2 separate regions of the Mus musculus genome follow, and region 1 is linked to region 2. Evidence: chromatin contacts called from ENCODE POLR2A ChIA-PET data. All regions are on one chromosome and are shown on one strand. Each heading gives the region's core, a stretch centred on a gene start or an enhancer-like site at or near the end of the contact. The rest is flanking DNA. Distances are from core to core; before and after follow the strand shown. Region 1 holds the start of Ormdl3 (ORM1-like 3 (S. cerevisiae)). Region 2 holds the start of Erbb2 (erb-b2 receptor tyrosine kinase 2).

Region 1 (3,669 bases), core at 1,143-3,642, 170 kb after region 2:
CTCTTGGGGTGCCACCACTAGATGCCAAACCACCCAAGCCCTTCAGCCCACCAGGGAGAGAGGAGGACATGACCAGAGCACACAGCTGACATCAACACGGGTAGGATGTGCACGGGTAGGATGTGGTACCTGTACCAACCTTCCCCTCCCAAGGACACAAAACTACCTGTGGCCTCCCTCCTACCGCCTCTCTTCTCGGCCTCACCTGACCTCGCTCCCTTCCCAGCATCTGTCTGTGGGTGTGAGGTGACAACACCCCTTTCTTGCCCAGCCCCAGTGGTAGAAGCTCTACACAAGGAACTGAAAAAGGCTACCCTTCATGCCCAGAATACAACAGTAGTAGCCCACAGTGGCCAGAGGGGAGCATGGCTGTCCCCAGATTCCTGAGGGCCCACTTGCTGACCAGCAGAAAGTGGAAATGGGAGGCATCCATGTACTGGCTTACCCTCTCCCACTTTAGTGTCGAGCCTGGGAAAGACACATTACTGAGGCTAACAGCAAGGTGCACAGAAAGAAGGAACAATGGAGAGAGTCTGGAAGTGCCAGCCCAGCTCCCTCACCCTGCTGTAGTCACCTCACCCCCAGACTCAGATGCTATCTCACCCAGCTAGGATTCTGGCCAAGCCTCCTCCACAGGAGCTAGCATTCACTCAGATAAGTTCATTACTTAAGGATAATGGAAGCAAGTTTCCTCTTCTCAAATACCTCGGGAGATAGGACCCACAACAGTTTCCCAACAAACATACCCCTGAGTTGGCCTAGGGTGCATGCAGGTGGACATACGCCAGGGACCAAACTCCTGGCTCATTAAGACAGATAACTGGTCCCAACAGAAACCCAAGGAACTAGAACACCAGTTGTTTACCTTCCTCAGGCCTTAGGGCCCTTAACAGAGCCCACCCCTGGGACATCTACTATGTAACAGCCTCCATGGGAGGGCAGGGACTGAGAGCTAAAGTCTCTGAAAGATCATTAAGGTGAGGAAAAGTTTCCCAAGTCTCGGCAGAAACTGCTGTCCTTCTCCATTACACAGCCCTACAGTGGCACAGCTATAGACACAACTCCCTCACACTGCGGTTCAGTAGTGCCAAACCTCTGGCTGGATCCCAGGACTGCAAGACCCTCCACTCCTTTCTGGCTCTAACAGGGCATCTAAGAGAGCCTAGGTGACCCCACGGGAACTGTCTTCCTAAAGCCTAAGTGCTAGTTGTCTTTTAAAGCAGGTTAGGAACTTCAGGAGACTGCTGCACCCTCTTTCACCATCCTCCCAAAAGTACTCCTGAGACTTTCCTGTGGCTTTGTGTATTTCCATTAGGACACAACTGACCTTTCTCCCAGAAGTGAAGAAATAGGAGACTGGCAGGGGCAGAAAGGTCTGGGGTGACCAGACTGAAAACTGCTACCACAACTGGCAGGTAGCTGGTGTGATTTCATAATCTGCCTCAAATCAGAGCCTGAAGCAACTCCGTCCTGTTAACCACTTTTTTTTTTTTTAAACTTTTGGCTATGGTATAGCTCTTTGCCTCTTTTCCATGCAGGCCCAAGCCAGTCTGTCAGACACTCATGCCAAGACCAGATTACCACCCCCATCTCCTCCCTCCCGCCTTCCCCCCCTCCCCGCGGCGTTAACCATCCGGTAAGCACTTCCCAAATCCCTCCCCAGTTTAAGACTTGCCCTTTATACAGCAAACCTGTTCCCAAGGGATCCCAAGAGGGAGTTCATGCAACACACAATGTCGCTTCCACTCGGCCCACCCTCAATCTGCAGAACCACGGTTGTCCTCGCCAGCCCGACTCCTGGACTCAGGAAAGTGGGTGTGGAAAAAAAAGCAAGCCTCCACGAGTCAGGAGCGAGGGAACGGTGTCCTCGATATCTTGGGAGTATGTGTATGAGAACTCCTTCCACGGGGCCTCCCGCTTCTGCTCTGCAGCCTGGTACCTCGCACTAGCAGTCTGGCCGGGTTCGGGGCCCAACCCCCATCTCCACGCATTCACTCAACCCTGGAGGCAGCCAAACCTTTATCCCTTAAGTCCAGCCGTTCCCCGCCTCCCACCCCCAGCTGCAGCGCTCCTCCCGGATTATCACCCCCGGCCCCCTGCTCCCACTTTCCTCTTTTGGCACTCCTTCGCCTGATGCACGCACTCTCCACCCCCAGCCACCCAGCTCAGGTCTCCTCCTGCGCGGACGCCTCCCCAGCAGCAGCCTTCTCTCCCGGCTCTCCAACCCGTGGAGCCTTCGGGCTTCACCACTCCGATGCCACCCGTCTGGACTCACCGCGCGGGGTTGGAGGTCGAGGGCCCGGGAGAGAGCCCGAGAACCCGGGCCGCGGCCGCTCCAGCAGCTGTAACAAACCAGCGGCGGTGGCTACCCCGCTGGCAGCTCTGGCCGAATCAGCTCCCCGAGCCGGGGCGGTGACGTCACTACCACGCGCCTATCACGTTGTGCCTCTTGGGAAGTGTAGTTTCTAGGCTGCCTCCTCACCGGCCCGCCCGGCGCCTCCTGGGAGTTGTAGGCTTTTCCCTGGTCTAGCTTTTGATCCCACCGCGAGCTTTGGCACCCCGCAGAACGTCCCACCCTGACGCAATAGTGAGATCAGATGCTGTCTCTTTGGTGCGTTAACAATTGTAGCTTTTGCATCTGCGCCCTTCACGTGTTGCACAAGCGGTTTGTCCATGTCCCATCTTGTAGTCGAAGACTTAAGAGTTTTAAGTAACCTGCATTAAGGCCCTGCTAAGATAGCCTGACCCTAAATGCAGAGGTTGTTTTGGTTTGGTTTTTTCCTAACCGTCGCTGCCTGGGCCCCGGATTATCTCCAGAAGCCGAGAAACACTACCCTTTGCCCCGAAGGAGCCCCATTCACTCCCGGGATTACATTTTTCAGGACTTTAGTTGGGTACATGTGTTCAGGGTAGAGACAGGAGCCTGTGGGCATCTTTGGCCCACCTAGTCTTTATGCTTAATCCTTGCTGGTGTAGGTCTGGCCACTCCTGGATCTCCTCCCTACATCAGGTATAAAATAGGATTTATGTCATAGGACGAGACCTTACTAACGTGAGGAGCTTTGAGCTTCTGTCTGAGGTTAATACGTGTAGCTTTAGGTAGGGAGCCTCATTTCTGCAACTTTCATGTCTGGAAGCTCTGAAAAGAAGGGCACAGACTTTATTGCTAGGTACATATAGTGTATGTACATCTTTATTGGCAGAGTAAGCCTGGACAAATGACTTGTCTTAATCTCAGTTTTACAGCTGTCAAAACTTACTCCCAAGGTTGCTTTGATATTTCAAAAGAATGTCATACAAAGCACTTCTTATCTTGTAGGAACGCAACTAGAGTGTTCTTTGGCTCTCCTAGGTCACTCCCACTTTCCACGTCAACAATAGAGGGCCTCCTTTTAGTTGTTTCTACTTCCCCCGCCCACCTTCTCAGTCTCGTGCCCATAAACCCTGGCAAGGCTGGAATGACAGGAATAGATGACGTAACAGATGCCAGCCTGGCTGGCTGTATATGCGCGACGGACTGAACATGCGAGGACTGGAAGGAGAAGGCCTGCCCGGACAACCTGGGGAGCTTTTTCCTTAGACCCGCCCATCATCAGGGAGCTGCCAGAGGGGGTGGGGGCGGGGAGGAATAGCTGTCTCCGGCCGGAGGCGGAGCCCTGGAAGCCAGGA
Region 2 (3,611 bases), core at 389-2,888:
ATATATATATATGTCACCACATGTGATTCTTATTACATATGATGCACATACATTTTTTTCTCTCTATTCAAATTCCTTCCTGTCCCCTCTTCCCTGCCCCAATGCTAGGCAAATACATTATCACCAAAACACAGGCTCAGCCCTCTTGTTCTACTTCTGGGTGTGGTGGTGTGATTTATAATGTTGTATTCTTTCTCTTTGAGTACCTCAAATTGATCCCCACAAACACCCCATCTGCCCCAGAATGGCTAAATCTGGGATCATTTACTGAGCAGTTATTATGTGTCAAGCACTACACTGCTGAGTGCTTCTAGAGTGTCTTCTCCTTTAGCCCCTAGCACACACAGTCTTACAGATTTGTAAAACAAGACCCAGAGATCGTCAGTCACTTGCCTAAGGTCTCACTGCCAGAATGTGATAGAGGGAAGATACGAACTCAGGTCTTCTAGATACCAGAGTCCCATGTTCTTTGGCCCCTAGCGTGGAAGTGTCTGCCTGAAACTGAGTTTCAGTTCAATGAAAGTAGATTAAGAGAGGGCCACCCTTCATTTCTCTCCCCCAAAGATGCCTCTGATTGCATCTTGACCAGCACAGGTGTGTTCTTTACTGGAACATTCCAAGTACCATCATCAGATGTAGCAGATAAAGAAGAAGGACGTAATGAAGTTCAATTTGAATTTCAGATAAACGACGGGCAATTCATCCTGGTAAACATGTCTCTTGCAATGTGTTCTTGGAGTTTCCAACCAAAGGCATACCTTTGTTTCCTTTCTCACCTGTTACCAGGCTTCAGGAGTGATATCTAGGTACTTCAGGGGTAAACTGGCAGGCGAAAAGGACAGGGAGAGAGAGGACGATGAATGAAACTGAGAACTGGGTAAAGTCAGAACGAAGTGGGCATGGGGTTGGAGAGATGGCTAAGCAGTTGAGAGCCTGTGCTGCTCTTGCAGAGGACCCAAGTTCTGTTTCCAGCACCAAAGTGGGTGGGCGGCACCCTGTAACTCCAGCTCTGGGGGATTCCCACTTCCTCTTCTGACCTCTGTGGGCAACAGCACTTATGTGACACCCCCCAAAACCCATATATGACCACACATAATTTGAAATAAAAATAAGTCTTAAAAAGAGAAAGAAACAGGAGAAGCTGTTCTTCCAAGGATGAACAGAGGGCTCCCGATGTGACTCGCTTCTCCTAGTTCTGTGGGTTCCTTTAAGATCAGGCAGGAGATACCCAAAAGGACAGAATTGATATCCCAGAGAGTCTTGGAAGTCACCAGTTAGACATAACACATTCCCTTCCCAGGCTGATTTTACCTGAGGATGTGGCGACAAACCATTTATCTGGTATTAAGAGTGTGATGCAAACGTTCCAAGAGTATCCAAGATAAAACCCACCCAAGACTGCAAAGAGGGGTAAAGAGATGCCCTGCTTTTAGGAAGTGGGTGAGAACTGCAAGCAAGCAAGCGAGGCGTCAGGGCACAGGGCGCGACGCACCCAGGCCTGCGCCGGGAGGGAGAAAGTGAAGCTGGGAGCAGCCACTCCCAGTCTTGCTGGAATGCAGTTGGAGGGGTGGGGGGGCGAGCCGGGAGCGCGCGGCTCCCAATCACCGGCGGCGGAGGAGGCGGAGGAGGAGGGCTGCTCGAGGAAGTGCGGCGTGAAGTTGTGGAGCTGAGATTGCCCGCCGCTGGGGACCCGGAGCCCAGGAGCGCCCCTTCCCAGGCGGCCCCTTCCGGCGCCGCGCCTGTGCCTGCCCTCGCCGCGCCCCGCGCCCGCAGCCTGGTCCAGCCTGAGCCATGGGGCCGGAGCCGCAGTGATCATCATGGAGCTGGCGGCCTGGTGCCGTTGGGGGTTCCTCCTCGCCCTCCTGTCCCCCGGAGCCGCGGGTACCCAAGGTGGGTCTTGGCTTGGGGAGGGCTCGGGCCGCTACGGCTGCGCCCACGGGCGGCCGGAGCCGCGGGGCCCCGAGAGCTCCACGGCCGGGCGGTCCGGGACGTTGGGACGATTCCGGCTACCGGCGCCGCGGCCCGGAGGAGATCGGAGCAGTTGGGGATGGGACAGTCACTCGGAGAACCACACTGGAGGTCCGGACCGGCCCCTTCTCGCTACACCGGAGCCTCCCGGGCTCCAGGAGACTCCGGGAACTCCTTGGGAAAGTTCTCTGAAACTAGTCGGAAAGTTTTCCTCCGGAGGGTGTGTGAAGCGCTGTGCGTGCGTGCGCCTGCTTCCCCCCTTTCGAGCCCCCCTCACGCTTTCTCAGAGCTCTTCCAGTTGGCAGCCTCCGCCTCCGGACCGGACTGGGCAGGATGCCTTCGGGGTCCCCTCTGCCCCTCCCCTCCCCCTTCCCACCCCCTCTGGCCCTTTGGGTTTAGTAAGTTACTCCAGCTTCCAGTGGGGTCGCCGTGGAGGGGGCGGTGGGGAAAGTAACCCATCCTGTCGAGCAGGGAGGACCGAGTGGCGGCTCCGCAGTTGAGTTGCCTATCGATAGTGTCTGGGATATGGGGGAGCAGGAGGAGGGGCAGGCATTTGTTTGCAACAGTTCTCTCTCATTCTCTCTCTCTCTCTCTCTCTCTCTCTCTCTCTCTCTCTCTCTCTCTCTCTCTCTCTCTCTCTTCTGTGCTGGGGATGGAACACCCCTACCCTCCATCCCAGTCTCGCCCGTGTTAGGCAAGCCCTCTATCACAGTGCTGCACACTCCACAGCCCTGTTTTGAACAAATTTCCTTAGAGCCAGCTTAAGTACTGTGTGCTTTGGGATTCCGGGAAGGCTCGGATCTTGAAGGGTGGTCTTGTGTTTTCCCGGCTTCCATACAATAAACTGGAAAGGGTTCCTGGGCATTTGGGGGCGGGGGGAGGGCACCGAAAAGGAGTAAGGTCAGCTAGGGGTAGACAGAGAGCTGGGTTGTTTTCTTGCCTTTATCTTCGTGTTGGGGGCTGGGAGGGTGACCCAGCAGTGTGTATACTGACCCATATGTCCAGTTCTACCATGAGCGTAAAAGCTGACAGTCACCCCGTGTGGGTCAGCTCTGCCAGGCTCCGTGGGTGGTGGCTTGCATGCATTCCTTCTACAGTACTAAGAACAACTCCACAGTGGAAACATTAGTAGCCTTCTCCTTGTCCCAGGGGGGAAACCTGGGCTGGGGAAATGAAGTATCCTGGAGTAACTGGTGGATCCCAGGCAATGTGACCAGCCACAGGATATGATATATGATTCACATAAATACGAGTCTAGCTGAGCAGTGCGGAGACACTGCTTCCGTAATCAGTGGGCTGTATTGAAGATGCAGAACACAGGTTCTGGAAACAGTAGGTGCTCTCCAGAGGCCAGCGAGCCTGGAGGCTGGTGGAGTATCACCATCTGTGCCCCCTTGCCCCCCTCTCCTGCCCCAGTTCCTGACAGCACACTGCTGTGCTCACTGTGGGATACCCCTGTGTGTCTGAGGTTTTTATGATGGTTGTGTGTTCCTCCCAGTTTCTGTTGCCAAACAGCAGTCTCTCTGCTGACTTGGGGACACAGGATGAACTCTGCCCTCTCTAGGAACTTCCTCAAGGCACTGGGCTCTATCTGTTGTAAACACTGGGAGATGCCCCTTGCCTTCTTCAGGATGGAGTCTCCT

Evidence for each region. ChIA-PET counts read pairs that join two places held with the same protein, here RNA polymerase II (POLR2A).
Region 1: POLR2A ChIA-PET joins it to region 2 with 11 read pairs in Patski. The contact joins the promoter of Ormdl3 here to the promoter of Erbb2 in region 2. POLR2A ChIA-PET finds 5 or more read pairs at or near these places in 2 of 5 experiments (Patski and embryonic stem cell).

Annotation. Positions count from the first base shown.
Region 1 is chr11:98,584,853-98,588,521 of GRCm38, forward strand. Ormdl3 (ORM1-like 3 (S. cerevisiae)) reads right to left here and starts at 2,393. Exons shown (of 4, transcript NM_025661.4): 1 at 2,276-2,393.
Region 2 is chr11:98,410,846-98,414,456 of GRCm38, forward strand. Erbb2 (erb-b2 receptor tyrosine kinase 2) reads left to right here and starts at 1,639. Exons shown (of 27, transcript NM_001003817.1): 1 at 1,639-1,890. The coding sequence starts at 1,818.